2 separate regions of the Homo sapiens genome follow, and region 2 is linked to region 1. A link is an interaction called in ENCODE POLR2A ChIA-PET data of the cell type or tissue named here. Cell type or tissue: PC-3. All regions are shown on one strand. Links, peaks and the distances in the headings refer to the core of each region. The heading gives the core; the rest is flanking DNA. Region 1 has its middle 290 kb from the start of VEPH1. Region 2 overlaps IQCJ-SCHIP1 (IQCJ-SCHIP1 readthrough).

The links. Peaks named below come from ENCODE experiments on the same cell type or tissue, not always from the same donor. Only the 100,000 strongest peaks of a DNase experiment are listed, where the experiment ranks them.
Region 2: POLR2A ChIA-PET joins it to region 1 with 5 read pairs; 1 of 35 experiments calls an interaction of 5 or more read pairs at or near these places.

What each region holds. Positions count from the first base shown.
Region 1 is chr3:157,793,390-157,797,793 of GRCh38, reverse strand. No RefSeq gene overlaps it. Among named protein-coding and RNA genes, the nearest start is that of VEPH1, 290 kb to the right of the region's middle. In PC-3, for the core only: no CTCF peak of the experiment used is centred there; a DNase peak (open chromatin) is centred at 2,783; H3K27ac peaks cover 670 bases.
Region 2 is chr3:159,625,387-159,629,790 of GRCh38, reverse strand. All of the region lies in intron 4 of IQCJ-SCHIP1 (IQCJ-SCHIP1 readthrough), which reads right to left. All of the region lies in intron 1 of SCHIP1 (schwannomin interacting protein 1), which reads right to left. Among named protein-coding and RNA genes, the nearest start is that of IQCJ-SCHIP1-AS1, 140 kb to the left of the region's middle. In PC-3, for the core only: no CTCF peak of the experiment used is centred there; DNase peaks (open chromatin) are centred at 1,960 and 2,350; H3K4me3 peaks cover 285 bases; H3K27ac peaks cover 1,810 bases.

The DNA of each region.
Region 1 (4,404 bases), core at 336-4,335:
TTCCAACATGAAATGTAATTATAAACTCTAGGCTAGAGCTAGAGCCAGGGAGAAAGAAACCTAGAGCTAGAGAGAAAGGAATTGAGTGTGAGTTGAGAACATGAAGCCAGTGAGAAAGAAAGAAGCAAGTCTACAGCAAGGAAGTACAAAACTTGGTCTTGTGCATGACGTTTCTACCTTCTGTGAGGTTTAAACCATTGTGCAGAAAGGACCATGATAACCTAGTGACAGCTTTGATGTCATCATTATCTCTCTATCCATCTCTTACCCATCTCTCTGTATGACAACATTTTAAAACTCTACACCTTAGTAAAAGATCAAGTATATAGTAGGTGTTTAATGAAAATATGTGGCTGGGCATGGTGGCTCATGTCTGTAATCTCAGCTTTTTGGGAGGCTGAGGTGGGTGGATCACTTGAGGTCAGGAGTTCAAGACCAGCCTGGCCAATGTGGTGAAACCCCGTGTCTACTAAAAAATACAAAAAAATTAGCCAAGTGTGGTGGTATATGCCTGTAGTCCCAGGTACTTGGGAGGCTGAGGCACGAGAATCGCTTGAGACCAGGAGGCAGAGGCTGCAGTGAGTCAACTCTGACTCACAACTGCACTCCAGCCTGGGCAACAGAGTGAGATTCTGTCTCAAAAAAATATATGTGCACTCAATGAATTAATAACTATGTTTATAGATGAATTTGTTGAACAAAGATACATTTTATTCATAAACTGATTGATTTTGAGGAGTAGTTATGTTGAAATTTTTTACCCACCTTTTTTCCCCTTAAATTAGAGTGGGTAGGCTTCTTATTACACCAGAGCTTTCTTCCTAAGATTTACAATTTATTTTTAGTCATTGTTTAGATATTTTGAAAATGGAGTAGGTCCAAGTCAACTTAACTACTTATTAAATGACTACTCTGTGTAAGACACCACATTAGGCACAGGAGAACATGAAGAAAGTGACACTTGTTCTGTGTCCTCAAACAACTTAAAAAAAACTAGTAATATTTTTGTTCCAGTTTTAAATTTGAATCATAGAAAAATGATTAAAAATAAGGCTGTGGGTGAGTATGGTGGAAGGGGTAGACATTGTACCAGCTGTACTCTGCTCTTCCTTGGATTAATCATCATCCTGGGTGTTATCTAAGCAGAACTGTCTATCTGAGGTTATACCACTTAGGTCATAGAAGCCTTGTTTTTCATGGGCCAAACAGAACCAGGTTCTATGTCAAAAGTTTACTAGTAATAAACGATGATAACATTATTAACAACGTGGAGGAAGCAATTCAGTGGCCTGGCTTGTTGTTTATTGATGTTTGCACTGTGGACTGGCACTGTTGTATATATTTTTGTTTCCATCTTATTTAGAGCACAGAGTGACAGGAAATTAATATTTGTTAAACAAACATATGAAGGGCTATTGACAACTCTTTTTTTTCACTCATTTACAAGTTTGTAACAATAACATTTATAAGAGCAAAAAACTTTTTGTGGATGATCCCTGTCCATGGCCTGAAAATACTTCAGGGAGGGAGCAGCAGCGGTGTACCAAGGTGGTGGCTTGGGGTGGAAGTCAGAAGAGCCTTCAGCCAACATATCCATCACAGCCTCTGCAGGCACTGGAGCAAGACCAAAAACATTTCCAAATGGTCCTCCTTAGTGTTCACATTTTCCGAATCATAGGCTTTCTATGGGGTGAGAGTGCCCATTTCCTTCACAGGTGGAATGAGTCTTCCTTTCTGAATTTTGAATAAAATACAGGACCTGAATGGTATCTACATCAGTTAACATTTTTAAAACAAAAAACTGTCCCTCTAGGGTTCACCATATCTGTCTTCTTTTCATCCTCCTGATTGGGAAAATTAAGATCAAAGACAGACACAGGCTTACTTATCATACCCACCCAGGCACATGTGTATATGCACACACTCACTGCTCCTCCATCACCCAACACACAGAGAGGAGACAGAGAAAGTAACGGGGGTGGGGGGGTGTGGAATGGGAAACTATTAGACTTACTTGGCAGTCTTTTTGTATCTGAAAAATTGCAGTGTCCATATCTGACCAAGGCCATAATGGTACCCTAGTTCTAATCGCCAGATTCCTCATTTCATTTCTCAAAGATTTAACTTCTGAAAGACTCAGACGTTGGATAACATATTTTTGAAAGGAGACAGTTTTAAAATAACTACTTAAGTTATTTAAAGATTGTTCCCTTTATTGTTGGACGTTGAGCACAAGGAACTTCAATCTGAATTGCTGTGGGACATTTTGTTTTATGCTACTGTGCAGGAGAATAACAAAATTTTAGTTTAAGACATAGTTGGAATTATTCTTCAAAAATCTGACAGCTATGCACCTACAAATGCCTTGCTTTAAATAACCTTCAGAATCAGTTCTATTATTGTTCACTTACTACATGCTATTAAAAAAAAATGGAGAAAACTAGTGGTAGCAAAATACTGAGCTGACTGTGGGCCTGAGACATGGAATTGCTGGCACTGTGTGGTTCTTTTTGTGAGATCCACAAATTTTAATTAAGGTCCACAATTGCACATCCTTCTATTCAAAGTAATCCAAAATACTTCCTTAGTTTTATAACTCAGTGACTTTTTATATTAGCACTTTTAGATTGACCATGCATATTTCCAAAGTTTGGTAGAGATTAGAGCTTTAATAAGTCATCCAAATATCTCCTTGTGAGACTACTATGTATTTATTGTTTCCTTTTAAAAAAAATTTCATGATAGAAGTGTACTAGCTCCAAGAGGCTGTGAGTCATCCTACTTTAAATAGTAGCGGCAGAAAGAAAAACAAAATACCTTATTTACCATTGGTGATTTCCAAATTGTTGTGTCTTCCAGATGACTTAGAGAGGTTAAATTACTACAATGAATACCATTTTGAAAATATGTTTCTGTTGGTATCCAAAGGCATCAAGTTAAAATCTTAGTTTCATGGAATTTTAACATAACCCACATTTTGGGAGAAGAAAATCACAAAGGTTTTTCATGTACTGTTATCTCAAAACCCTGCAATGTTAGCTGACCACCAGCGTTGTTTTCTTGGGGGTAGATAATGTTTTCCAGCTGTCCCATTACCACCTCTTCCTTGTTTCCTTTATTTGGGCCACCACTTGCTCTTCACTGTAACCAAATAGTCGAATCAGTGTTGACTGTATTGCTATTATAGATTAAAAAAAAAAAAAGAACGAGCTGAGTTTATATCATGGAGCTCTCTATCAATTAGAAATCAAACTCTGAGCTCCCAGGTGACTATCATCAAGGCCTAGAGAAGGATACCAGCCACAGGGCAAATTGCAGAGGGAAAATTCTTTCCTGAAGTACAGAGGTTCTCATAGCTATTAGTTTTAACCCTGCTAAGTCAATTATTTATTGTGAATGTAGAAATGGAATTATAGCAAATGCAGATGTGTATATGAATTCCAATATTGACCTGCTTTACTCAATGCAGAGTCATGAAAAGGGACAATTGCCTATCAAATCCTCATACTACAATAGAACTTTCAATATGTACCCAGAAGGGCAGCCCTCCCAATACTCTATATTGCCTTTTAAAGCAATAGGAGGCTTCTTAAGTCTCTCACAGATTTAATAAAACCTCCATCAAATTTCTGTTGCTGTAGCCCCAAACAATCAAGTCTCAAGGACTTGCGAGGCCTCACCTGGATTTGCGCGGCCCTGGAGCCAGACGGAGTTTTTATTAAACCTGATCTCACACTGTTGGAGATGTCGGTGGAGTTGAGCGAATGAGCAACTGGAGCCGCTCCATGGTGGGACAGATCCAATTGGCAATCCTCTGCGCAGGCATCCCCCAGCACTGCTTGCCTGTTGTATGTTGCAGTGTTTACATAGCGTTTTCACAGAAGGATTCATTTAGGATTAACTTAATTGAATAAACACAAAGCTGCATAATTTATGGACCAAAATAGTTTTTCCTGGTTGGGTTGCTGACTAGCATTTCCTTTCTCCCTAATGGAATATTGTAAAGCCCCCATATTGTTATAATCAGAATTTCATCTTTGAGTTGATTCTGTTCTTTTGCATAATATGATTTTATTATAAGCCAGATGTATAAATAATTGCTCATAAACAGAGCTTTTCCTTCAAGCAAAGTAATGGAAATATATGTATGTATATATACACACAGATGTGTGTATATATATATATATATACACAAATATGGCTTATGTTTAATTTTTTATTTTTCTAATAGAATAAATCCAGTAGCAAAATCTTTTCATTATGTGGATTATACTGAATTCTTGTTAATGTTTCCCCCAAAAAAGATAATTTAGGAAAATAAATACAGTGGCTGAGATTTTGCTAATGAGATAGGATAGAGTAAATGCTGGGAAGATGTAGTGATTGCTTTGGGGCCCCAGAAAA
Region 2 (4,404 bases), core at 405-4,404, 1.8 Mb before region 1:
TGTGTGTTGAGTGAAGGAAATGTGGAAATTTGTTTTTAAAAATACAGGATTTGTTTATAAACATAAATGAGGCCCAGGGCTTTCACATGGTCTATTTTGTTTAATCTCTACAACAGCCTTGTGAAGGAGGTGGAATTGAGCCCACTTTACAGATGCAGAGGCTCAGGGAGGCTGTGACTTGCCCCAGGTCACATGCTGGTAAGTGTTGTCCTGCAACAAGTCACTTTCATTCTGGAAATCACAATTTGCTGTTGACTGCAACTGCCAGGCCTGTTGATAGGCATGATTCATCCTTTAAACTAACTGCCTGATCCCTGAACAATAAGATTTGGTAGGAATAAAGTGTTAATTCAGAAGCTCAAAGATAAAATGAAAGGTTTTGTACCAAAATGGGACAGGGTGAACTCATCTTTGGAAAAGCAAATTTCTGAAATAAGCAAATGGAGAAGACTTAGCCAGAAAAAGAAAATTCAGTGTTTTGTTTTTGTTTTTCTTTTTCTTTTTTCTTTTTTTAGACAGGGTCTCTTTCTGTTACCCAGAGTGGAGTGCAGTGGCTTGATCACAGGTCACTGCAGCCTGGACCTCCTGGGGTCTCAATGTCTTCTTAAGAGAATAATGTAATCAAGTTGTGTGTGTGTGTGTGTGTGTTTTTGTTTAACTTCAAGTAACTTGATGAGTTACAGATACAGAATATATTATGCATTATCATTACCGTATTTTCAGCATGTATAATTGATAGAATGTACTCTTTTGAGTTTATCATCTATTATTTTTAGGATAATGTCTAAATAAAGGAAGATTCACTTTTTTTACCTCATCTTTTGTGTATTTTATAGAGACAATTTTTCTTAAAGAGTGGGCTTTGTCTATTCTCCACCAACTGTATGTTTTTATGATTTTATGTTGTATTTTTAGTAAATTTTTACACATAAAAAATCTTTAAAACATAATCAGGTGCTGCTTTGATATCTTTAATATTTCAGATTTTATGGCCATGCTATAAAGGTCATTTTGTGTTTTGTTATTTTTTATATTGTTTTATTGACCTTGTTTTACACATAGAAAATGCCTGTTAATAGCTATGTGTCTACATGTATTGTTGGCTTTTCCTAAATTCTGGGTTTAAATAAACAGGTATACCTTTGGGTTCTCATACATCTTTTACTTTCAATTCTTGTATTTTTTTCCATTTCTAGAATGTTTGTGTAATTCTTTCTTACAGATTCCAGGTCTTTGGTGAAATTCTATATCTTGTTTTGCATTTTCTTGAACCTAATAATCATAGTTATTTTAAAGTATGTCTGAAAAATCCAATATCTGCATCACTTGTACGTCAGCTTCCATTTTCTGTTTTTCTTCTTCTCTTGGTCCTAGTTCTTGGCATGCATGGTAACTTTAGATGAATGTCAGACACTGTGCATGAAGTATTGAAGATGCTCTGGATGATGTTAACTATTTTCCCAAATATATTCTGTCAGACAGGAGCAAACCTCCACAATTCGACCCTAACCCTCACAGCTCGTTCCAAGCTTTGTAAGTTGTTTCTTCTTCTGTTCACCTACATTTCTTGAGTGTAGGTCTCTAGTGTAAGTCCCTGAGTGCTTAGAGGTCTTCTCCTCTTTGGTGAGCCTTGAACTCCAACTTTGATCTCACAGCTCTACAAGACTGCTAAAAACTCCACTCCTCAGTTACTTTGGCTTCTTAGCCTCTTGCTCTTCAAAACTTAAGAATTAGCAAATGTCCTGAGATGAAAACTTGGTTAAAATGATGGGTTCACTTTTCTGCATTAATTTATTTCTTAGGATCTTGGTTCCCAAAGTTCTGACTGCTTTAGTAAGCCCAACCCTTTCCTCCAGCCAAATGAGGTTATGGAAAGCTCTATGGGTTTTATCTACCTTTCAGCAGCTGCCTTCCGTCCAAAACCACGTAAGAGTCAGCAAACACTTTTACAAGCATTGCAAAGCACACAATATTGACATTGCCTCAATAAATTTCTCTTCTCTTCGGGATCTTGGCCTCCAAGTCCTGGCAGCCTCAGAAACCCTCCAGTAGATTTTAAAAATAATTTGATTCAGCCTATCAAGTTGTTCTTCAGATGAATATTTTTCTTCATCATAGGCTCAACCTGGCTAGGCCATCTCACTAGGCGATGAACTCCCAGATAAGCAACATAGCACAACTTACTGGGAAGAATATGCCAGATAGACTTAGGTGCAAATCCTGGCTCAACCAGTTTCTAACCAATTTCTAGCTCTTGGGCAATTATTTTACATCTTTGATTCTTCATTTGTGTATCTGTAAAATGGGAATTATAATAGTACTTCCCTCATAGGGTGAGGATTAAATGAGGTAATTTGCTGAGAATAGTGTCTGGCAGACAGCCAGTGCCAAGTAAATGTTGTTTTCCTGTCTTTTCTCTGCCTGGGGCCATTCCTGTGGATAAAATATATTTGCCTCACCATGCAGTTTGAGAGAAAATAAAATATTTAAATAAATCTTTTACGGATAACTTAGAAGATTCTCTGCTACCATAGTGGCGTGGAGAAGTCCATGGTCTATAATTTCACTAATAATTACAAAAATGCCACAGTCTTTGCGGGGACATGGATGAAGCTGAAAACCATCATTCTCAGCAAACTAACACAGGAACAGAAAACCAAACAGTGCATGTTCTCATGCATAAGTGGGAGTTGAACAATGAGAACACATGGACACAGGGAGTGGAACAACACACACCGGGGCCCGTCGGGGTGGGGGCAAAGGGAGGGAGAGCATTAGAACAAATACCTAATGCACGTGGGGTTTAAAACCTAGATGATGGGTTGATAGCTGCAGCAAACCACCATGGCACATGTATAGCTATGTAAAAAACCTGCACATTCTGCACTTGTATCCCAGAACTTAAAAGCCTCAGTCAAATGGCAGCTGACTGGCAATATAATACTGTTTTGTCTAGGACACTTGCCAATCCCAATGCATGTACAAAAGGGAGGACAGGAATGCAATCTAGGAGACCAGCTTCTTCAGGGACTGCATCAGGGGACAACAAACCACACAACAGCCTGTAGAATCCTCACATGAGAAGGATACTTCTCACAACTGAATGGTCTTGTTAGTCTGGCCTGAATGTGAAAAAGCAAACTACTATCTACACCAGGCAAACTGTTATGTTTGCTAAGCTTTGTTTGGTGGATAAATTTTTTAACCTCTTGAGTTTACTATCACATTATATAATATAATGGGTCATTCATGCCCCAGACGACCCTTGTTGGACCACTGATAGAGAGCCACTAGTATAGAAACTGGTGACATCATGTCTGATTAGATCCTTCAAGAAACATGGGCAGGAAGGACTCCAGGTACCATCTGAGACAGTGGCTGTAAGTGATATAGCCCCTGAGGTGAAGGAAGATAGACTCCACAAGCCCTCATTCCCAAAGTAAATAACTTGCTTCCTTTTCTTTTGTTCTTTGGTTAAGGTAAAAAAAAATCTATCTATCTATCTATCTATCTATCTATCTATCTATCTATCTATCTATATAGATAGATAGATATATCTAGATATATATATATCTAGATATATCTATCTATCTATCTATCTATCTATCTAGATAGATAGATATATCTAGATATATATATATATCTAGATATATCTATCTATCTATCTATCTATCTATCTATCTATCTATCTATCTATCTATATAAGCTGCACTCTAGAGTGGGGAAGCCTTCAGTCTTAGTTTTAGAAGGTGCCACAAGTTTAGTATAGAGCAACTACCATCGCTGTTCATGTCAAATCCTCCTGAGGGGAAAGCTGCTGTTGACCCAGTATTGGTTTAACAGCATCTTTTTCCTATTCCACCAGACAGCCCTGTATTTGCTAGCTGGGTTCTTCTCTGTCCTCTACATGTAGGGAGAAGCACAGTTGATCTACGTATTAACTTGCTGAGACATAGGGAGGGTAATACAGAAGGGAGGGAAGCCGTGAAGCTTGAGTGTGAAGGATGAGTTTACTCTAGAGGCAGGTGGGTGGGGATAAGTTGGGAGTTAAGGAGAAAGGCTTTGGAGAAGCTGTGGGTTGGAACAGTGGTGTGCAGACAAACCAGCTTTCTGGAAACAAAAAAGAGCCCATTTGTAGCCTTTGCCCAGTTCCATGGTGTAAGAATTCCAACTACGGCTGATTGCAAACTACTAACGTGAAGCAAACTCGCTAGAAAAATTTAGTGCAACATTAGGTAGGAGGGAAATAAAGAGAAGAGAAAAAAGATTTAGTATTTTAATCATTTTAATATTCTTTGAGAAAGAGGACAGAACAATGCTGTTACTTTGGGCTCTTGAGGTACGTATTTGAAATGTAATGCTATTCGAACTGGTCCCCATAAGCTTCCTGGTTAATAAGGGTGA